Regions from separate parts of the Homo sapiens genome. Here all the other regions are linked to region 3. A link is a loop called in an ENCODE intact Hi-C map of the cell type or tissue named here. Cell type or tissue: natural killer cell. All regions are shown on one strand. Region 1 has its middle 56 kb from the start of YPEL5. Region 2 has its middle 19 kb from the start of YPEL5. Region 3 has its middle 100 kb from the start of CAPN13.

Evidence for each region. Hi-C counts contacts between places; a loop is a spot of excess contacts. Peaks named below come from ENCODE experiments on the same cell type or tissue, not always from the same donor. Only the 100,000 strongest peaks of a DNase experiment are listed, where the experiment ranks them.
Region 1: it touches region 3 in a loop (15-fold over the local background); 23 of 110 quality-filtered maps call a loop at or near these places.
Region 2: a loop joins it to region 3, with 15 times the contacts of the local background. A loop is called at or near these places in 94 of 110 quality-filtered maps.

The regions. Positions count from the first base shown.
Region 1 is chr2:30,087,043-30,095,042 of GRCh38, forward strand. No RefSeq gene overlaps it. Among named protein-coding and RNA genes, the nearest start is that of YPEL5, 56 kb to the right of the region's middle. In natural killer cell, CTCF peaks have their summits at 3,983 (motif pointing right) and 4,190; a DNase peak (open chromatin) is centred at 3,979.
Region 2 is chr2:30,162,018-30,170,017 of GRCh38, forward strand. No RefSeq gene overlaps it. Among named protein-coding and RNA genes, the nearest start is that of YPEL5, 19 kb to the left of the region's middle. In natural killer cell, a CTCF peak has its summit at 3,141 (motif pointing right); a DNase peak (open chromatin) is centred at 3,184.
Region 3 is chr2:30,703,800-30,711,799 of GRCh38, forward strand. No RefSeq gene overlaps it. Among named protein-coding and RNA genes, the nearest start is that of CAPN13, 100 kb to the right of the region's middle. In natural killer cell, CTCF peaks have their summits at 3,399 (motif pointing left) and 7,977; DNase peaks (open chromatin) are centred at 3,382 and 7,982.

The sequences.
Region 1 (8,000 bases), 620 kb before region 3:
CTCTGCTTGAGATTTTTCCCTGACCCTAGGAGCCTGCTCATCTCCCCAGTGAACATCAGAAACACCCGAAGGGAATGCCCCAGAAGTGCCCTCCAGCCAGGGACAGATGGGGGGGCCAGGGGAAAAATACCCCAACTTCCTCACCCCTTGATAGAAATAACTCTGTGGTGTGTCTACACTGTCTCCCAGAATCCCCCAGCAGGACAACTGCAATTCCCCTGTCTTCATAAATAAGCTCTATCTGGGCAGTGGGCAAGAAGAACCTATTGGGCTCCCACAGGAGCACTGGTCCCTGACCAACATTTTTAAACTAGCAAGTACCACCCAGATTTAAGAGATAGTCTGTGTTTCTTTTCTGACTCCTGCTCCCTCCTTTCCCCACGCTATTCTAAGCTCCAGTTGCCCACAGTAGCAGCTTGCTTGATAATTAATTCTGTATTATCTTCCTTCCCATTCCTGTTTCACCTCCTCACTCCTCTATGGGTACTTCCCGATCACCTCCCAAATAAAATACTTGCATTCAAATTCTTCTCTCAGAGTTTGCTGCAGGGGAGACACAAACTAAGTCAACAGGTATATCACAGAGGCATATGTGCATCGATATTCAAACCAGAAGGGCTTTCACAGACCATTTAGTCCACTTTCAGCATTTAGAGATAAGGAACTGAGGTCCAGGGAATGCCGAGTTAGTGGCAGAGTCAATGGCAACAATGAAAACTGACAGCATGGTAAGAAGCTGATGAAAATGTATAAGGAATGGCAGCAGAAGCGAAAGGCACAGGAGCCTGCTAAGGTTAAGGAGTTGGCTAAGGTCGACTATGTTTATGTTTGAGTTACATGTAAATATACAGGTAATTTTGTAATTATAATTTCAGTAAATGAATTAGTTATTTTCCTCTTGATGATTTCAATCAATCCATTACTGTACCAAACTACCAGCTTCAGAAAATCATCGCTCATACATAAAGAGAGGAACAACAAAGAGCAGCTGGTTTATTTGCAGGACCGTGGGGCATTGCAGAAAGGCTGTTCGAATGTGATGGAAGGGAATTCAGCAAAGGATCAGAAGGGACTCACTCGCATCCACTTCTCCCAGCCACGGTCCACTGCTCATCCCCCAGGCTGTGAGAGGACGTGGATCCATGGTGTTAACACACACTGCAGGAGGAGCCCCTTGCAACTGTCTCTGAACTAAGAATATTTCCACTATGAAACTCACAACAGATCCAAATGCTGTTAGAGTCTGCATGAAGTGCCAGAAGGAGTGAAACCACCTTTGCAAAAATCATGACAGTGACAAAAAATCTGACATAGGAAAATTATGATGGTGAAAGAAATCTGACCTAACTGACTCCATCTTGCTTCCAACCTCCAAGCTGTCCTTGTCCATTCCTGGGTGTAGGCTGAACTAACTTTGGGAGGGATTTAGTTTATAGTTTAACTTTCAAACAAAGATGTTAACGGCCCCTCCCCAAAACAAAATTCCTCCTTGCTTGGGGACCAGACTGCCTTTGTAAAACTAACAAATTAGCCACAAGATTAGAAATTATGGCTCAGGAGTCATTCAGCCAGAGGTCACAAGATTCCTAACCTCCCCAGTTGTTCCTATGGATAACACTACTATTGTAAAACCTAAGATTCATGTTTGGGGTATTTTTTAGACCCTACATTCTGATGGACCAGCTGGTATCACCTAGGCCAGTAAACTGGCTCATCTGGTCTTGTGCCCCCCACCCAGGAACTGACTCAGCTCCCTTTTATTTCATCTCCAACCCAACCAATCAGTATTCACCATTCCCTAGTCCCCTGCCTGCCAAACTGTCTTTAAAATAACCCTAGCCTCGGCCGGTCATGGTGGCTGACACCTGTAATCCCAGCACTTTGGGAGGCCGAGGCGGGCGGATCACCTGACGTTGGGAGTTCGAGATCAGCCTGGCCAACATGGAGAAGCCCCATCTCTACTAAAAATACAAAAAATTAGCCAGGCATGGTGATGCATGCCTGTAATTCCAGATACTTGGGAGGCTGAGGCAGGAGAATCGCTTGAACCCAGGAGGCAGAGGTTGCAGTGAGCCAAGATCGTGCCATTGCACTCCAGCCTGGGCAACAAGAGCGAAACTCCGTCTCAAAACAAACAAACAAACAAACAAAAAAACCCTAGCCTCTGAATTTTCAGGGAGGCTGATTTGAATAATAAAACTCCATTCTCCCATTTAGCCAGCTCTTCATGCATTAAACTCTTTCTCTACTGCAATGCCCCTGTCTTCATAAATCAGCTCTGTCTAGGCAGTGGGCAAGAAGAACCCACTGGGCAGTAACAGGAGCCCTGGTTCCCTGACCAATAAATCTACATTGAGTTCCCAGCTGGCCATACACTAGCAGGCAAGTCACCTAACCTCACTGAGCCATTGTTTTTCCATCTGGAAAATGCAATAATACTTGATCTGCCCACTTCACATAGTTGTAATGACAGCTACAAGTTCTAGGAGAACAGAATGTGTCCATCTCCTTCCTTATTTGAATCCCTGTGCCTTGCAGAGTCAGGCTCATAGTAAACTCAGAGCACGTGGATGGTTACCTGATAGTTCAAATGATGCATGCAAAAGAACATTCTTAAACTAGCAAGTAACACCCAGATATAAGAGATAGTCTGTGTTTCTCTTCTGACTCCTGCTCCTTCCACTCCCCCAACTATTCTTGCTCCACCAATGCCCCTGTAACCAACCCATCCTCCAACCTAAGAGTTTTCCCCAGGTCTCCCCAGCCAGTGTGATGTCCCCAAATATACAGTCAACTGACCATAGTCAAGGACAACTGTGGTTCCAAAATCCCCCAGCACAGTTAAAGTCTCCTAACCACCTAGATCACAGTACTCCCAACATTTTTAGGTTACCAGTATCTCCCAGGCCACCCCTCACACAGAAGCATTCCTCTACAGATCCCCAGGAATATCCCCAAAAAGCCTTCCCTAGTCAGACAAGCTTCCCTCAGGCTCTCACCCTTTCCAGCTTCTCCATTCAGCTCAGCCTAGCTTCTCAGGCCCCAGTCTTCCCACTTCACCCCAGTACTCACATCTCTGAAGACAGCCCCTACTTCACCCTCCCAGTGGACAGTGGAGAAAAAAGTGGAACCTGATAGGCAGGAGCCACACTATTCGCCCTTCACCTTCACCCTTAGCAGCCTCTAAAACGGATGCCCTGGGATAACCTAGAAGGAAACCAGGACGAATTCAACAGAACACTGCACTATTTTGCTAACACTAATCAGATGAATGTGACACAGGGAAAAAAATAAAACCAAAAGTAAAAGGCGGAACTGAGTTCGTAACCTGGTTTGCCACATTCACTGCTGACCAGCTGCATGATATGCTGCTCAACATCCCCAAGCATCCATTTTACCACCTATAAAGTGAAGATAACAGTACCTTTTGCACAGTGTCAGGAAGGCCAAAGGAAATCATGTAAGTACATAGCACAGCACCTGGTACTTTATACACCTCAGTAAATATCAGTTTCCCTCCTCCCCTGACTCAATGCGTCCACTTGCAGCCACACCTCCCAGACCCAGATGGAAGCCCTCACACGTGGGTCCTCCTTCCTTCATCACTGGAGGAAGGAAATTAACATTTCCAGGGCATCTTCTCCATACTGGCCCTTCTCAGAATTACCCTGGAGGCTCAGAGATGTTAGGTGACTTTCTCAAGTTCACACAGCTCCTACCAAGCTCAGCTGAGGTTCAATCCTAATTCTCTAGAACTCCAAAGTCTACTTTCCATGCTTCTCACAGCACTCTCCTTCCAAAGGATGCACATCAGTCAGCATCACAAACTGGTTAAAATGATTATACAACATCAAGAAAAGAAATTCATCATCCAGGAAGGGCCATTTACTCAGGGGACCTCTTTACCGTATTTTCAAACATCCCTCTGTCCTTGAGTCTCCTTGTCTTATCTGCATTTCCCACTCACTCCACAAGGTGGCAATATTCAACAGAGTTACCTGTAAAACACCCTCTCCCTCCACCTCATTTAAGAATCTGCAAGGAGACCAGGCGCGGTGGCTCACGCCAGTAATCCCAGCACTTTGGGAGGCTGAGGCGGGCAGATCGCATGAGGCTGAGAGTTCGAGACCACCCTGACCAACATGACGAAACCCCATCTCTACTAAAAATACAAAAATTAGCCAGGCTTGGTGGCACACACCTGTAACCCCAGCTACTCGGGAGGCTGAGATAGGAGAATCGCTTTAATCCGGGAAGGCGGAGGTTGCAGTGAGCCAAGATCACACCACTGCATCCCAGCCTGGGTGACAGAGTGAGACCCTGTCTCAAAAAAAAAAAAAAAAAAAAAAAAAAAAAAAAAAAAAAAAAAGAAAAAAAAATCTGCAAGGAAAGACGCACCCTGAAATACACTGGGAAGAACACACATAAGTATCCCAACAGAAATGCTTCCTTTTAAATTCCCATCACTCCCTGAGGACAAAAAGATGCCATCTCTGAGGCTTATCTGACACTTTGTTCCTACAGGTAAAGCCAGAAAAACAAGAAAAAAGGGGGAAAAAGTATGAAAATTGGATAAGAAGAAAAGGAACATCAAAGGGAAGGGGCAAATAATAAGGGACAGGGCCAGAGTCAATGGCAAAGGGAAGCAAGAAGGAAAGAAAAGGATGTTCTGTTTGCAGAGCCTGCATTTCTTCCATCAGTGGATCCTAATTCCCAGGTTAGGGCATGTAAACTCCGACCTTTTTCTCTCTTGCCAAAATTCCTGTCTAAGTACCCTGGGGCTACAAACCATAAAATCTCATCAGATGGGTTTTATTTAACCCTATTTACAACATGGCTTACTTTCAAACCTGATTCTGGCATAACATAACACAACAGATAAAGAAAGAAATCAAAATATTTTACCCCAAAATATGTTTCTTTGCCATATTTTGAAATGGCTCTGCAAAGCCATCTTTTTGTGGGGGGGAAATTTGCATCTGTAAAGAATTTCTGTTAATATAACTAGATCGCTCCGTTTCCAGGCCCTCCCAATTCTAAAGAAATTAACTGAAAGTCTAGAACCTTTTAAAGGTAAGAAACATTTGCCATCGGCCAGGCGCAGTGGCTCATGCCTGTAATCCCAGCACTTTGGGAGGCCGAGGTGGGAGGATCACGAGGTCAGGAGATCAAGACCATCCTGGCTAACACGGTGAAACCCCATCTCTACTAAAAATACAAAAATAAAAATTAGCTGGGCGTGGTAGTGGGCGCCTGTAGTCCCAGCTACTCGGGAGGCTGAGGCAGGAGAATGGCGTGAACCTGGGAAGTGGAGCTTGCAGTGAGCTGAGATTGTGCCACTGCACTCCACCCTGGATGACAGAGTGAGACTCTGTCTCCAAAAAAAAAAAAAAAAAAAAATTTGCCATCTGCTGTCTCTAAGGGTGACCATGTAGGAGACTTCACCTACATAATAAGAACCTTGGTCTCCTCAACCCCTTATCTTAATCCAGACACTCCTTTCTATTGATCCCAGGTTTTTAGATAATAACTTAATTCTTTCAGTCAATTGCCAATCAGAAAATCTTTGAATCTACCTATGACCTCTAAGTCCTCCCCAACATCCTCCACCAATCCCCACCCACTTGGAGTTGTCCTGCCTTTCTGGAATGAACCAATGTATACCTCACATGTACTGACTAATGTCTAATGTCTTCCTAAACTGTATAAAACAAAGCTGTGACCCAGCCACCTTGAGCACATGCTCTTAGGACCCGTTGAGACTGTGCTGTGGGCCATGGTCACTCATATTTGGCTCAGAATAGATCCCTTCAAATATGTAATAGAGTTTGGCTCTTTTCATTGACATGGGACATTAGCATCAGAGAGAAATGGTCACTTGGCCAGTATCCCACAGAAGTCGGGGCAGAGTCTACCTTTTAGCCTCTAAGCACCATTGGGGCACTGAATTCATAATTAAAATTTTTAAATACAAAAAGAAAAAGAGCTTAATGAAAACATAATACTATAACAAAAGAGCTAATATTTGTTTCATCAGAGTTCCAGAAGGGGAGGAGAAAGAGAACTGGACTGAAAAAGTACTCAAAGAAATAATGATTGAAAATTTCCCAAATTTGACAAAAGATATAACTCACAGATTCAAGTTTTGTAAACCCCAAATAATAATCAAAAGAAATCCACAACAAGGCACGTCATATTTGAACTTGTGAAAAGTAAAGACAAAGAAAAAACATCTTGAACAGCAGCAAGAGAGAAGTGACAGGTATCGGGGAAAAAAATGCAAGTGACAACAGATTTCACAAAAGAAACCAAGAGGCCAGAAGGAAAACTGTTACGGCATTTTTCATGTGTCGAAAGAAAACAACTGTCAACTCAGAATTCCATATCTAGAGAAAATACCCTTTAGGAATGAAGGAGAAATCAAGACACTCTCAGATAAAAGAAAACTAAGGGAATTTCTTGCTAGCAGGCCAGGTCTTTTTTTGGGAGGGGGGTGGGGAGGTGGGGAGACAGGGTCTTACTCTGTCACCCAGACTGGAGTTCACTGACTGGCATGATCACAGCTCCTGCAGCCTTGACTTCCAGGGTTCAAGTGATATTCCCACCTCAGCCTCTCAAGTAACTGGGACCACAGGTGCACACTGCCATGCCTGGCTCATTTTTATTTTTTGTAGAGATGGGGTCTCACTATCTTGCCCAGGCTGGTCTTGAACTCCTAGGCTCAAGCAATCCTCCCACCTCAGCCTCCGAAAGTGCTGGAATTACAGACATGAGCCATGGTGCCCAGCCTAAAGGAAGTTCTTTTAAAAAAATTTTAAAGGCAGTGTTTTTGTTTTAAAAGGAATTTAAAACATCACAATGGCAAAAAGAACAACAGAAAGAGCAAACACAGTGGTAAATTCAATAGACTTTCCTTCTCCTCTTGAGTTGTCTAAGTTATATTTAATGGTTGAAGCAAAAATTGTCTGATGTTTTTCTAAGCATATCTAGAAGAAAGAGTTAAGACAACATTATAAGTGGGAGAGAGAGGGTAAAGGAACGTAAGGAGAGTTAAGGGTTCTATACTTCACTTGAACTGGTAAAATGTTGACAACAATAGATAATGATAAATTATGTATATATAACATAATACCTGGACCAACCACTATAAAAGCAGATAAAACAAAATGGAATTCTAAAAAATGTTCAAGAAAATCACAGGAAGGGAGAAAAAAGGAAACCAATAAATTAAAGACAGGAAGCAAAGAGAAAAAATAAAACAAAATGGCAAATTTAAGCTGTATTGTATCAACAATCACACTCAGTGTAAATGGTCTAAATACACCAATTAAAAGACAGAAATTGGGGACATGTTGATCAAAGAGTACAAAGTTGTAGTTAGACAGGAGGAACAAATAAAATGTATTTATGGTGATTGATATATTAATTAGCTTGAGTCACTCATTTCACACTCTATACATTTATTATAACATCGCTTTGTACCTGGTACATATAATATCAAAAAAAAAATAGAGCTTGGCAGAGGGATTAAACCCATTACTCAACAGTATGCTGTTGGCCAGCTGTGGTAGCTCACACTTCTAATACCAACAGTTTGAAAGGCTAAGGCAGGAGGATCACTTGAGCCCAGGAGTTTGAGACCAGGCTGGGCAACATAGCAAGACCTCATCTCTAGTTTAAAAAATTAAAAAAAAAAAATTAAAAAAAAAATAAAATCAGCATTCTGTCTACCAGAAAATACTTCAAATATGACCATCTAGACAGTTTGAAAGTAAAAGGGTAGACAAGGATATATAGTCATCCCTGTGGGGGATATTACTTTCAGGACCCCCTGAGTATACCAAAATCCTTGTATGCTCAAGTTCCTTACATAAAATAGCATACTATTTACATATAATCTATGTACACCCTTCCCTGTACTTTAAATCATCTCTAGGTTATTTACAACACTTAATACACTGTAAATGCAATGTAAATAGCTGTTATACTGTATTTTAAAA
Region 2 (8,000 bases), 540 kb before region 3:
TGGAATTTTCAAATGATTATCTTTTTGTATGCTAATATTGACTGATAGCCAGGGTAGAGCTGGTCACGGGAAAGATACAGGCATGATTAAAGGTGAGGTGCTTTCAGCCTCACAGAGCAACCTCCCGGGAGGGGAAAGGGGCTGCAGGTCAAGTTGATTACCGATTGCTATCAGACAGGTGGGATTTGCTAGAAGGGCCCTGGCTTAGAAAGGTGGACAAGAAAAATGATGGAAATGTGATGGGTCAGAAACCTTTGATTCCTGGGTGGCCACATGGCCACCCATGGTATAGAGCTGCAGCTGCACTCAGTTACTACCAGTAAAATTTAGAGATAGATCCAACTCGTAGAGAGGTGATTGACTGGATGCATAAGGAAATGCAAGCTAATAAGAAAAGTGAACTCTACAATCCCTTGGTTATTATCTATAATAGCTAAAATGAAACAGAGTGCTGGGTCCAACTTTGATGCTGCACCAAGCTTAGGTTTCAGGCTGAGCTTCAGCCACTAGCCTCAGAGCTACCCACAAGGGCAAAGTTAAGCAGCAACAACAAAATACCTCTCAGATCTGTGGTTACCAAGAAGGTAGTCAATGTCGGGGAAAGGCAAAACCAAGTAACTTGAAACCAGAAGGTATAATGTACAAGGATTTGTTACATTTCATAGATCCATATCATTAGTTTCCTGAGGAACCTTTACTAAAATGGACTATGAGAGTAATTTAGGGGCAGTATCTTTTGTTTTAAATGCTGCAGAATGGAAGAAATGTTTGGGTTGATGGAGGACCCACAGCTCACTATTGAAAGATTGCAGATGGCTAAACATGATCCAGACACATAGGAGGTTATTCTTGAGGAACAGCTAGTCTGGGGGACTGGATTTAAAAAGCCACTGTAAGATCTGTTTACCCTGAGAATGGGGACTGTCCAACTTCCCCTATAAATGCCAAGCAGAACACCCAAGATAAAGCAGCTAATATACTTCATGTGCAAGCCATGTGGGACTGGCTTTATGATGACCCCGATAGTCACCCACCATGTATGCCCATTACCCGTGTCATGGCCAGTGCTATAGTTAAGAGAGCCCCATTTTCATGGGCACCTCATACAACCTTGCTGCTACAAAACATCTGCTAATACATGAGAATCATTATTCAAAGGGTTATTGAAAATACAGTTGTGGTATGTTACCACCTGATAAAAGCCTATGTCACAAGAGGCTGATAGGCTAAGAAGTATGGGTAAGAAAAAAAAAAACAGATTAATATGGCTTTCCATCTGCTTTAAAAAGTGTCTTAAAATGGATTAATACACCAATTAGATAAACTGGCTTTAAGGAGCAGAAGAGTCCCTGGGAAAGAGGCATCTAGTTTCTGGGAAGACTGCTACATGTAAAATATAAAGACATATCTTCGGCCGGGCACAGTGGCTCACGCCTATGATCCCAGCACTTTGGGAGGCCGAGGCGGGCAGATGACAAGGTGAGGAGTTCAAGACCAGCCTGGCCAACATGGTGAAACTCTATCTCTACTAAAAATACAAAAAATTAGCTGTGCGTGGTGGCGAGCACCTGTAATCCCAGCTACTCGGGAGGCTGAGATAGGAGAATCACTTGAACCCAGGAGGCAGAGGTTGCAGTGAGCCGAAATTATACCACTGCACTCCAGCCTGGGCGACAGTGCAAGACTCCATCTCAAAAAACAAACAAACAAACAAAAAAAACATCAATGCTGACTAACTTTAGCTGTGTGACTTTGGGAAGTCAGTTAACCTCTGAATCTTAGTTCTCTCAAGTGTGAATTGTAAAAACAAGCCTTGTCTTAAATCTTGTCAGAACATAGTGAAATATAGAACATAAAAACCTGTTGATAAGCAGTATGCATATATCTGGAGTAATTACTTTTTTCAGTAATCCTGAACAACTCTTCACAATTTAACCTAATTTGTTCTAAATTATAGAATGACCAGAATGCTTTCAAAGTTCTTTAAATCCTTTCTGGATTTAACATGTACTGATAAACCTTTCAGCAAATGAGGATTTGAAATCTGCAGTTTACTAAATGTTACTATCTTGACTTTTCATTATAAGGAATTTTTCATAATCTTCTATAATATAATTTTACATGGCTTTCAAAAATCTTCAAAGCTGCTATTTTTCTCCTACCATGGAGCAGAAGAGAAAAAAGGTAAAAAGCTCATTGAATATAATATCAATGGTAATTAAAAAGCCACCATTTCCCCCCGCAGACAAGCTAACTTTGAGAACCTGCCAGAGCTTTCACTAACAGCAACTGACTCATTTTCTCCTGTGTTGGTCTCAGCTTATTGCATACTACTGCTAGAATGAAGTTCGTCCAGTTTTTAAAGAATCCTAAGGTGGTGAGATAAATGGTTTATATACTTCTTCTGATGTGCCCTACAGATGAACAAGTTATCTCTTCCTCCTGGATTTAAAGCAAAATACAAAGACAAAGTCCATATAGTAATTTTAAAAACCTGTATCCAAAGCTAATTTGAAAGCCCAGCTTTGCAGGTGATATTTGTGTCCTTGAGGATAGACCAGAGGTTTTCAGGGACTGGTGCAGTTTGAGAAATCCCCTGGTATGCCCCCGACCCAGGAGAGGAGGTTGGCTTCCGCCACTCCTTGGAATTCACTTAGAATTTCCCTCTTTTCCAGCAGTTAAACTGCCATGGAAGGAGCTGGCCACCACCTTCTCAACTATCCCACTCTACCTGGAGCCCTCCCAGGAAATACTGGGCAAAGTGGAGACATTACTGTGAACTCCAGAAAATTCCACGAGTGTAATCTCTTCCCACGTAACCCATCTCCCTTCCCCCAGGATCCCAGCCCAATGCAAGGTGTTCAGAGGCGTTTCTGAAGCTTGTCAATATGCCAAAAGGAATAAAATATTTCAGTCCCTTTCAAGTGAGTCAGGTTCTGTGTTAGAGAAGGCTCCTTAGGGCAGCAACAGGAAGCGAGTTTCAAAGTTTGAGGGGACGGTATTTTTAAGAAATGGGCTAATGAGTAAAACATTCAAATGATCCTGCTAAAGTTTACACTGAAAAAATGTTTTTAATTAAAAAAAAAAAAAAATCAGCTGGAAGCTTTGCTACCAGAAAAGTACCAGTAGGTGGCATGAGTGTGCAAGAAATTCCACTCAACCACCAGTCAAACCTATCTTTTGGAAAAGAGAAACGTTGGGGCAGTCAGTTCTTGTTGCTGTTCGTCCTCTAGGGTGCAGTACCAGGAGCTGATGCAAGGGACCGTCTTACTGCAATGGCACGACATCATTGGGCAGAATCGAATTATGGAGAAAATGCTTTGCAGACTATCAAGTGCGATGCAATAGTACTGTTTCCTCTTTGTGATACATGATTTTTTTTCTGCAATGTTTGTTTTAGTATCTAAAGCTTTAGCTTATACAACTTCAAAAATGTTTTTTGTCGAAAACTATGTTTTAATATTGGCTTTTAATTTGGTAATGGTAACCTGAGGCCTCAGAAAATTAAATGTCACAGTGTGACTTTGAAGTTAACCTCTGGAAGCTCCATTTCCTCGACTTTAAAATATGAAAAATAATTTCTAGAGAACATGTGTGAGGACTTTATAAGCTGTATGGAATTCTAAAAATGATATATATTACAATAACTTGAATGAGGTTCAGTGTTACTTAACCGGTAGTGTAGGCTCCAGTTGCTGCAAAGAATTTTCCCGTTCATTTCTCCATTCAGCAGTGCTTGAGTGCCTGTTATGTGTGTCAGGCAGTATAGTAATAGAACAACACCTGGCACCTGTTTCCCAGCGGCCAGATGAAGGATATTTGCAAAGCCAGTAAAATTACTGAATGCATTCCTGCTGCAGGAAATGAAAGGTATTCAGCGTAGGGGTGCATGAACTCATGAAGCAGAATAAAAGGTCTTTCCTCTTCCAGCAATTGCTTAATGTCTGCATTAGAAACAAGGAAGCCTTTCAGATTAAGTGAAAATAAATCTATTTCCATGTGTAAGAGATTCTGAAATTGGCTTAACTATACACCCTAAAACAAGCTTTATCTGTCTCCCTTGCAGAAACAAATATAAATCAGCAATTTTGGGGCATACGCCAATAGGAACACTGACACCTCTGGCAGCCAGGCCAAGCAGAGGGCTTCTGTAACAGTGAGAGGCAAGGAGTCAAGGCTCAGAGCTGCCTTTGCACAAGAAACATCCCAGGTAAAGCATGACGATGGATTGCAGGGAGGAAGGGAGGTGAAATTCAAAGAATAGTAAATCCGTAGGACCTCAGGTTTAGCCATTGGTTGTGATCAGTGTCAGTGATCTCCAACTTAAATGCCTCCAGGTGCCAGGTCACTCAAGAAGTGGGCCTATGGTAGACAGCTGAAATCAGGGCTAACGGGGTGAGCAGGGAAGAGCATGTACCCCTTAAAGATGGTCACTTTCAATTTAAGAGAAAATTCTAGCCAAATACAGTTTATTCTTTGGGCCTTAGGGGCTTCAGTTTATATTCTTTAATTTAGTCTAACCTCCCATTTTAAACATTTGGAACCTAAGGCCAGGAGAAGTGAAGTGACTAAGCCAAGTTCTCATTGTGAGGAGCAGAGACATGACTACCCAGGGTGAGACATTTCACCTTAACAAAGCACAGCAGAGTATGCTAAACGTCTTACAAATGTAGTAATATTTTCAAAACCTGGTGAGGCAAACTGGCAAAGAGTGGGGACCCTGTAACCGGAGTGCCTGTGCGTGAATCCCAGCTTTCACACATGATCACTACGCCCTGAGGCAAGTTTCTTCACCTTTCTGTACCTCTGTTCCCTCATCTCTAAAACAGGGTTAATAATAGTACTACCTTCATAGGGTTGTTGTGAGGCTAAAATGAGATAATAGATGTAAAGTGCTTAGACCAATGACTGGCCCATAACTATCATCACTCCCATTTATAGATGAAAATGGATGCTCAGAGGTTAAGGTCACACAGTTTTACTTAGAGGTCAAGCGTGTGTGTGCGCACAGACAGCTGATGTGGAACTCCCTTTTAGATGCCTGATTTCCAAGCCTGACCATCTAAGCCCCACATCTGCCATAACCAGACTTGGGAAGGAAAACAAAAGGAGGGACTGGTACAGATCCCAGAGCGAGGTGCCAGTTGTTTCTTTCCACTTTTCAAGAGTAGCTAGGCTTCTAGAAAAGCAAGCAAGGATGAAGTAGTTGACATATATCAGTGTTTCTCCAATTTGAGCATGCATAAGCCTCACCCACAAGGTGTGTTAGAACAGCCTGCTGGCTGCACTCCCAGAGATTCTGATTCCTCAGGGCTGGGTGGGGCCTGAGAACCTGCATTTCTAACTAGTAGATGATGCTGGTGCTGCCAGTCCAGAGAGCACACTTTCAGAACCACCGACATACCTCTTTTTCTAATCCTCAAAATAAGCTTATGAGCTTGGCATCATCTCCATTTTCTTATAGAGAAAACCGAGTTCAGAGCATATGGCTGACTCATCCAACAGCACACTATTTTAAAGGAATGGAATTGATCTTAAGTCTAGTTGGTCTGCCTTTGAAGCTCTTTGTCCTGTGCTTTTCCTACCTCACCATGCGAGATGAGGCATGAGCATTTATGCTCTCCCAGGCACAGAGCTGTGGGCCAGAAGAACAAAGATGCACAGGATCTCTGTCGTGAGGAGGAGCATGTGGGTGGAGAAAATGTGAGGACGGCTTCTCTGGAGAAGGGAAGGCCTAACCACCAGTTGCTACCATCTTCCTTCCTAGTCCACCAACTGCCTTACCTCCCCTACCTCACAGCTGCATAGTTGGACCAGTCACAGCCATGACACCTGCCTTCACTGGCTTTTCCCTCCCTGCCCTGTGAGGCCCCATCTGCCTCCATAGGTTCGTTGCCCTCAAAGCTTCAGTCACGCCAAGTCCTCGTTCATCCCGAAAGTGGCACGCTCTCTCCAGCTTGCTCTGCTGCATTCGGTCTTTCTTCTGACTCGGATGTCTACTTCCTGCTTTCCCTGGAATTCTCCTACTTGTCCTCGAAGACTCAACTCCTCCGGCCACCCATCTCTCATGCCCATCAGTGTCCCTTCCTGAGAAACTCTGGCTTACCCCTTTCATAGCACTTGTGTACATGGTTGTACAATTATTTACTGGTCTACTTCTCCTTCTATGCTAAATTTCTAGTCTCAACCAACTTTTATCTCTAAGTCTTCAAGAGCTTCAATACTTGTCTACACATTAGATTCACCTAGGTATCTTTAAAAAATTCCAAAGCCAGGCCACTTCAGGCTAATTAAGTCACAATCTTTGAAGGTGGAACACGCCATCAGCATTTTTCAAACCTCACCAGGTGATTCCAGTGTGCAGACAAGCTTGGTAAGCACTGAAACAGAGTTTTAAAATAAGTGCAGGATGAGTTTTGTGGGTGGTTGGATGAGTGGATAATTAGATGGCTGATGGATGGATGGATGGATGGATGGATGGATGGATACATGGATGATGAAGCTGAAGGGTGAAACAGAGTGCCAAGCAAGCAGAAGGAGAAGTGGTTTCAGTAAGAGCTAACAGCATAAGAAAAAGCCCAGAGTAACAAGGTACACAGGAACTGATAGAAGACAAAACTAACAAGGTAGTGAGGGGGCACACTGCAAAGGGCCTGACCTGCCATGCTCAGGAATTTGAATTTGCTGCTGTCGGTGATGGAAGCCATAGAAGGATTATACGTAGAAGAGTGAAATGGTCAAATATATTTTTTAGAAAGCCAGTTGGCAATTGTGAGACCTTACTGGAACAGGGAAAGGCAGGAGGCAGGAAAAAAATGATTTTTCTGCTCAACCCTCCTGCTAGAGACTGGCCTCTAGGAGGCTGGTCAGCTTTCAGGAGCAGCAGCCCACTGAAAGCTGATCATGAGACCACTGGAAGCCATGGGGTGGCTGTGGTGTTCCTGATCTTTAGCTGCTGGCAGAACTAGGACTCAAATCCAGGTCTTCCTGCCTCCAAGTCTCATAACTCTTTATACTTACTTCAAATTAGCAGCTCCTCCAGATGGTTTCTCTCACTCAATACCCTCATGGGAAAAGTGAGAATTGACTAATTTATACACAAGGGCAAACAGACATTGATTCATCAGTGGCCAGTGATAATCAACGTTAACCCTGCCAATGAAGCCATTTGCTTTGGGAACCAAACTGCAAAGAGAAGCACAGTGGTGAAGCCATTAATCATGCTTTCCTATTTTGTCTCCTTTTTAATTTTTTTGTAGAGATACGGGTCTCTCTATGTTGCCCAGGCTGGTCTTGAAATCCTGGACTCAAGTGATCCTCCTGCCTTGGCCTCTCAAAGCACTGAGATTACAGGCGTGAGCCACCTAACCCAGCCGATTTTGTCTTCTATTTAATCAATTAATCAGCTCTCTGATACTCTAGCAATTATCCTCTGAATTGGGTTTCCCTGTGTTATCCAGGAGGCAACTCACCTTGCTGCCACCGCATTTTCTCTGAAGCTACATTTTTCTTCTGGCCAGATACATGCTGGAGTGTCTTTTCTTCTCCCTAATTCCCCAGACTAGTGACCCAGAAAGGCAAGGGCATGGGGAAGAATATGCGAGCTGGAGTCAGAGGAGGCTTCAAGCTCTCCACTGGGTTTCCTGCTCCCCCAACCTGGTGGGCTCCCTTGCCACATATGGAGAAGGTCCCAAGCCTACACCTGGGAGGGCCAATCAGACCCCATGTGCTCGCTCTGTTTTTTTATTTTTCTTTCTTTCTTTTTGTTTTCTTTTTTAAACTTTTGCAGAGATAGGGTCTCCCTATGTTGACTAGGCTGGTCTCGAACTCCTGGGCTCAAGTGATCCTCCAGCCTTGGCCTCCTCCCAAAGTGCTGGGATTACAGGCATGAGCCACCACACCCGGCCTTCTGTTGTTGTTTTTTTGTCCTTTCTTTTCCCTTCTTTCCTCATCTGGTAATTTATTTTTCTTTCTCCCTTCTCTTTTATTTCTGTTTATTT
Region 3 (8,000 bases):
AGAAATCCACAGCTTTGGAGTTTAAGAGTCTTGGAGCTTACTTGTTAGGTAATCTTTAAAAATGTTATTTGTATTTTTACTTTTTGGATTCTTTGAGAGTACAGATTATTCTATGTATAGTTAAAGCAGAAGAATAACATACACCTTTGTTTTATCTCATGCAATGATTTTCTTTTTGTTGTTTGTTCTTATACATTTTTAAATTTAAGTCTTGAATAGGATGCACAATTACGTGGTTCAAAATTCAAAAGAGTATGCAATAAACGTCTCCATCCCATCCCTATTCTCTGGCCACCTGGTTCTAGGAAGCCAGTGTTACTTGTTTCTTATTATCCTCTCAGAAATATCTTGTGCAATTACAAGAAAATACCTCCGTGTCCTCTCCCCAATTATTTTTACACTAAATGGTAGCATACTTTGCATGCTGTTCTGTTTTCTTGTTTTTTAAATTCACTTAGCAATATGTTTCGAAGACCTTTCCTGATCAACACAAAGAATTTTCTAATTTTCATAACTCTATAATATTCCACAGTATGGGTACAACATTAGTTTAATCACATACTATTTATTTAACTGCCCATTGATGGATATTTAGGTTGTTTACTGCCTTTGACACTGTTAACAATCAGTACTATAAGCTTACTTCCCTTATCTGCAGAGATAATCTGTAGCATAAATTCTTGCTCATGAAATTTCTAGGCCTAAGGGTATGTGCATTTGTATTATGAATATTGCCATATTGCCCTTTCCAGGCACTACACTAATTTAGAGTCTCCCCTAAAATGCATAGGAGTGCCCGTTTCCTATACCTTTGCCAAAATAGAACATTCCCAAACTTTTGGATCTTTGCCAATCTGGTAGGGCAAAAATAGTATCTCTGTGCAGTTTTAATTTACATTTATCTTAATAAGAGTTGAGCCGGATGACTTTACATTGGCTAAAGATACAGTTTTTATTTCTCTTTCTGTTCTCCAGAGCCCAGAATGCCTCAGAGATTCCCATGGGGTTTGGGAGAGACAAGCCCAGGAGCAGGCATTATCATTCCCTCTGCCTCTCCCAGATTCAGCCAAGCAGTTCTGTTTTCACTTTTTAAATATGTATTGGAGTTCCCGCATAAAGTTTTATTGTGAGCAAAATGTTTCTGTTATATTTAAATAGAAAATTATTGATTGAAGGCAATGCATTTTTAAATCACTTTTGATAGCTGATTAGGGAGAAAGACCCCATTCCTTGCCTCCTTGCATGTCAGTTTCCTTAGAGGAACTCCAGGGAATAGAGTGCTGAGGATTTCTAGGCTGAGAGAGGAGAAAGATGTCGGTCACATTCATTATGACACATTTCTGAGGAAATTGAAGCCATGGCCTTGTGTATCTGACACACAAGCTGCCAGGACACACACTCAGGTAACCGTCTCTGGGACGTAATCTCACAGTGCAGCTGGAGAAGGATGTGCTTGTGTGTCCCTAGGAGGGGCAGCTCCTCGATGACCAGGATGAGGTCCTGAGCTTTGGCCTAAGCAAAGCATGATCCCAGAAAAGGCCTGGAACCATCTATCCTGGAGAGGGTGAGTTTTGTTTTCATTTTTTTCCCAGTGTAGCATGGCCGTAGGAAAGGAAAAAGGATTTCATGATCAGGCCAACACCTAGGAAGAGATAAGAGAGCAGCTACAGAGTTCGGAGGGGAGGAGGAGAGAGCTCAGGGGCAGGAGGCCAGGGCACCGGCATAAATCCCCGAGAGGGACCTGAACTTGAACTCTCACAGGGTGCTAGAGCCAATCTTATCTCATTCTTGGGGGCAGTGGGAACCCTGCTGATTTGTGGGTCACAAAATATATACTGTAACTGTGCTCAAAGATTAAATAAATTACCCCAGTTTACAGAGTTACCTTACCCAGCCCCTCTGCTTCTCCCCTGCCACCCGCCTGAGGCTGTGGCTTCCCCCACTGCCTGGGCACTGCTGGGACCACCCTCTCTGTTCTGGCTGGGAGGCAGATGCCACCCCTCCCCAGCTCCTGCCTCCCTGGCCCTGTGTAGCCATATCTCGAATCTCTCCTCTGTTCAGCGCACCTTCTTACAGCTCCAGGTTCTTGGACCCCTTCCCAGTCAGAATTGTTGAGGGACAGGGAGTCCCCAGAACCTGCAAAGCCCACAGTGGGCTCGGCTTGCTGAAGAACTGCCCCCCATCACATCTCTCAGCCTTTGTGAGCAACTGCGTACCCTGGGGTGACCCCTTTAGAGGCGGGTGAGATCGGAGTCCTTGAGGGGTGGGGGTGGCAGGTAGATACTCTAGGTAACATAGCTAACTGATTCTGATTTCTTTAACCTCATTGGATATATTACCTTGGTAACTCCTCATTGCATGCCTTCGAGGTACGACTAATGTTATCCCTGTTTAAGAGAGGAGGAAACTGAGGCCCTAACTTCAAATATGAGGATCCCTCTGAGAGTCAATCAGCATGGAGACGCCAGGGGACTGGGGCTTCTCAGCTGATGGCCAGCAAGCCCTATCCAGAGACCACTGGGCACAGACCTAAGGCCTCTCCCTGGCCAACTTTAAAGTGAGACCCCTAGGAGGGAGGAAAGCAGATCAAAGTTGAGTGGGACAAGCTGGTGGTCACAGACATGCTGCTCTGGCCTGGACCAGCTCAAGAGGCCCCAGCAGGGACACACATCTGCACATGTGCCTCCCCAGGGACCTTTGAGAATAAGGGGATTAGAGGTCACCAAGCAGCAAATGTGATTGCTAAAGGACCTCACTAAAAGAAGAGGATTAGCTGGGGATTTGGAGGAAGTTTCCACAAATCACTTTGGTTCCTGGTAGCAAAGATTACTTGGGGATCAGAAGAGGTCCCACTGGGCAAGGCAGAAAGAGACAAGTCATGGGATGCTTCCCTGAGGTTGCCAAGACCCTCCAGGGAGCCCAGGCTGAGGCTCAAGTCAGTGCTGGGGCCGTGGCTGACGAGCCACTCCCGGAGACTGGGCTCTGTGGGAAGGAGCCCTTCCTAGGAGCCCGATCCTGGGGCTAGTCCCCTCGCCCCTTGGCCTCACTTTCCTACCTGCCAGGTGAGATGCTGGAACCCACTCGGAGGCTCCAGCGCAGTGGGCAGGTGCCCCAGCCGGCAGGTAGTGGAGACTGGCTTTGATTCCTGGCTCCACTCCCACTAGTGGCTCCTCCCACCCGAGCCCACCTTTCATCCATATACGATGTGGATAACTGTTTCCTGCAGAAGGTCCTAAGGATGAAAATAAGGTGTTTAAGTGCTCCTCACTTGGCTATCATGGTGACAGCTCAGGTTAGTGTCACCCAAGGAGTGTCACCCAAGGGTCCTGCCCGCTCACAGTTTTGAAGTGACAGCCTGAGGAGGAGGGCTGTGGCTCCATGGCCCCATGCTGCCACCTGGAGGTCACAGGGAAGGGAATACAATGATAGAGATGGTGATGAAAATGAGCAACATGATGATGATGATAGTAGCCAATAGAGGCAAGTTCTTACCTAGGCACGACCTAACGCTTTATACGGTTTATCTCATCCAAGGACGAGATTCCAACTATCTTGTTAAATAAAGTGGCTCAGCTATTTATGTGGCCAGAGACATGACCTGTGTCATTCTATATAATACTTACAACGACCCTGTCAGAGAGAGATTTATTCTCTCTGCTAAATAGATACAGGGCAACAAGGTTCAGAGACGGTAAGTTACTTCCCAAGGTCACACAGCAAGTCAATGGCAGAGCTAAGATTGAAATTATATCTGTTTGAAGCCAAAACTCATACATGTCCCTCCACATCCTGTGCCTCCCCCAGAGATCTGGTTCCTCAACAGGCTCTGGGCCAGGGGACGGGTCTGGCAGGGAGAACAGGTGTGGCTGTGGAGGGAAGTTCAAGGGAACTCAAGAGCTGTGGTCCAGGAAGTATCCATGTTTGTCCCGGCTTCATGCTACCCTCCTTTTGCAAGGAGGCAGGTGATTGACCAGTATCAGCCAGATCCTGAGGGCAAGATCACAGCCTTGCAGACTTCAAAGCTATCCAGGCACTTTCCAAGCAAACATTCATGTTCACAAAGTCTATAGAAATGTAGATTCGCAGGCAGAACTCAGGAGGAAAAGTGCCATCTCCCATGATTAAGAAAACATTTCCATTTTTATCTGTATATTTCGTGTCTGCATGTTTTATATTTCTCCAATGCATTTAAAATATATTATTTTAGCCATGCACGGTGGCTCACGCCTGTAATCCCAGCACTTTGGGAGGCTGAGGCGGGCGGATCACAAGGTCAGGAGATCGAGACCATCGTGGCTAACACGGTGAAACCGCATCTCTACTAAAAATACAAAAAATTAGCTGGGCATGGTAGCGGGCGCCTGTAATCCCAGTTACTCAGGAGGCTGAGGCAGGAGAATGGCGTGAACTCGGGAGGCGGAGCTTGCAATGAGCCGAGATCATGCTAGTGCACTCCAGCCTGGGCGACAGAGTGAGACACCGTCTCAAAAAACAAAAACAAAAACAAAAACAAAAAAAATCATATCACATTGAAAGGACCCTCAGGGATTATCTGGCTCAAGGATAGCACTCAGTGACATATTCAGTGAAGGAAGAGAGAAAAGCTGGCCTGGGGAAACAGAGGCACAGAGAAGGGAGAGATGTTCTCAAAGTCACACAGCCACAGAATGGGGCCTGAAATGCAGGTCTGCAGACACCAGCCTGTTCTCTTCCTGCTCGGCTGAATGGCACCCATAATGGCTGCAGGGTCCACCCAGTGGGAGGAGAGGCCAGTGTGCCTGGTGAGATCATTGTGGAGCAGATGAGGACTTGAGAGCCGGGGCATAGCCCAGCCAGATTTGTGCTTTTGCCAAATAGCCAAGTCCTCTCCCATTTCTTCTGTTGGCTCTGAGAAGATCTGTCGGCTCTGAGAAGATCTGTCTGCTAGAGAGGGAGGGAGGGGCTGATCCTAGGCCTGGGCCTGTTATTCTTTCTTGAGTCATCTTTGCTGCCCTATCTCCTGAGTACTAGCAAGATCATCTGGTCCTCAGTTCTTTCACCTATCCCCACCCCGGAGGAGATGAGATGTGCTAGAAGTGAGCATCTGTCACTGCCCTCAGCCTCCTCCTGGGTTTCAGGAGGGTGATAGCCCCTCATTCAGCTACCATGGACCACACTGTGCACCAAAGACCGCGCTGGGTGCATTGACATTATCTTATTCAATTCTCACAGCAACCTCAAGAGGCAGTATTCCCAACTCCCTGCCTTTTAGATACACTTGATTTTTTCAAAACGGTTTTAGGTTCACAGCAAGGCTGAGCAGAAAGTACAGAGAGTTCCTGTATACCCTCTGCCCCCACATATGCACAGCCTCCCCGTGGCCAGCATCCCACACCAGAGTGGCACATGTGATAAAATCAGTGAGTCTATGTCTATACAGCATGATCACTCACAGTCCGAAGGTTTTTCTTCACTCTTGGTGACGTACAATCTGTGGGTTTGGACAAGTGGTAGTATTTTAAAATGCCCACTTGACAGAGGAGAGCAGCTAGGCCCCGAGGTTAGGGTCAGGGTTGAACAGCTGGGAGGTAGGTGGCAGGGATGGAGCCTTGATGGGTGGAGGAAAGGCTTCATGCTAACAAGCTCTCTCGGCCCCAGGACCCCATGGAAATGTCAATATTGTACCTGGTTTCCCAAATGAAAATCAAATAGGGCACATGGGTCTGCTTAATGGGTGATGAAGTTCCAGTGGCTCCAACAGAGGTAAAATTGATTCATATTTGTCAGGCTGGGAAACGGGAGAACTAGGCTCCAGGACCTCCTGGCCTCTTGCCTGGCAGCTCCTTTAGGCATATTTTTGGACAGGCCACACAGCTTCCTACTGAGGGCTCGCGAGGCAACAGGCGCAAGCTGGCCCCTGGAGATCAACCTGGGCAAGGCAGAGCTGCTGCTTTTGAGGTGCTCATAGCCTCGTGGAGTCACAGACGCATATGAGCTCGTTTTGGCCTGGAGTCAGCCCATGCTCACCGAGTTTTCTGCTTATTGCACTGGATGGACAGCATGGCATGGAAGAGTTTATAGGACTGAACAGGCTGGCACTTGAGACATTTCTGAGTTTTCCCCTTTTCTAGATGTGAGTTTACAGCTGGCCATTCCTACAGTGACTCATGAAAGCTGATGAGATATTTTGATATTGACGAGGTGACACAATTATTATTGAGATGGATCACTGTACCTTACAAAGGCACCATCCAGGTTTCCTGTCAATCTCTCTCACTCTCATCTCTAGACTCCTAGGCCCTCCTGGCAGGCAGTGCTGAAGCAGCCCTTCCCAGCCCAGGACAGCAGATGCTTAGCCCCTCTCGGGACTGGCCGGCTCTCCCTTGAGCAGGCACGCCTGGGCCAGGAGCTGTCTTCCTCTCCCAGAGCTGTGTGGGCCAATGGAAAGAGCATGGCTTTGGAGTACAACCAACCCGCACTCTGCTCCTTGTGTCTTCATGGCCTGGGGCAAGACCCTCCATTTCCTCATCTGAGCATTCTGGTATTAATCCTTGTAAGGGAGTTTAAGGGCTGGAGACAATGGAGCCTAATTCCTGTACATGACAGGTGCTCAAAAGCTGGTGGCTCCCATTCTGAGCTAAGTGAAGTTACCTGTGGCATGCTCTCACTCTGAAATACCTCCTGTCCAAAAATATGTCTACAGGGGCTGCCAGGCAAGAGGCCAAGGGGTCCTGGAGCCTAGTTCTCTCATCTCCCGGCCTGACAAATATGAATCAATTTCACCTCTGTTAGAGCCATTGCAACTTTATCACCCATAAAGCAGATCCGTGTGCCGTATTTGATTTTCATTTGGAAAATCAGGTACAATATTGACCTTCCCATGGGGCGCTGGGGCCAAGAGAGCTTGTTAGCATGACGCCCCTCCTCCACCCATCAAAGCCTCGGCAGCTCCTCACTTTCCACTCCTAGCCCAGTGGAGATTGGTGCTCTTCTCTTGCAGTATACTAGAGTCCTCTGGGGAGTTTATTAAATGCAGATTCTAAGTCCCCCTAAATTTACTAAATTGGACTCTGCAGAGGTAGGCCCAGGAAAGCATTTTCACCAACTTTCCCAGTGATTCTGGCTTGAGAATCATGCCCTTAGGACACCTACGGGGCACCTGCCTCACCGCCTCTCCAAGGCAAAGTCCAGGAACCAATGCTGGGAAGGCTTATGTGATTTAATAGAGAAGAAGAGGCTGGGAGAGGGAGAACAAAATTGTACTGTCCTTAACCCTTTACAGTGACAGGTACTGCTAGCTTGATGTAGAAACACATACTCTTTACTTTTTTTTTTTTTTCTGAGACAGAGTCTCACTCTGTTGCCCAGGCTGGAGTGCAGTGGTGTGATCTCTGTTCACTGCAGCCTCCGCCTCCTGGATTCAAGTGATTCTCATGCCTCAGCCTCCCGAGTAGCTGGGATTACAGGTGCCCGCCACCAGGCCCAGCTAACTTTTGTATTTTTAGTAGAGACAGGGTTTCATCATGTTGGCCAGGCTGGTCTTGAAGTCCTGACCTCAGGTGATCTGCCTGCCTTGGCCTCCCCAAGTGCTGGGATTTCAGGCAGGAGTCACGTTGCCCAGCCAGAAAAACATACTCTAGAGTCACACACCCATCAGTGAAACATCAGCTCAGCCCTGTTGCATATTTTAAAGTATACTAGCTGCATATTTTTCTCAGATTACTTCTCCTAGCTTTTAGTGTTTTCTCAACATTAAAATGGGAATTATAATATCTATTTCAAATAATTATCAATGAGATTATGAGATTCGTGCTGGAAATGCATAACATGGGGCTTGGCACAGAGTAGGTGTGCCTGTTGTCAATTTATTGCCTGTCAACTGCAAATCCACTCTTCTTTGCCCTACTTTGTAATACTGGAGCTGGACCCTGTTACTAATTCTCTTTCGTCAGCTGTTGCAATGTTACACTGTGTCAGTAGAGGGTGCTAGAGGGAAACTGCAAGGTATAGCAGAGGACCAG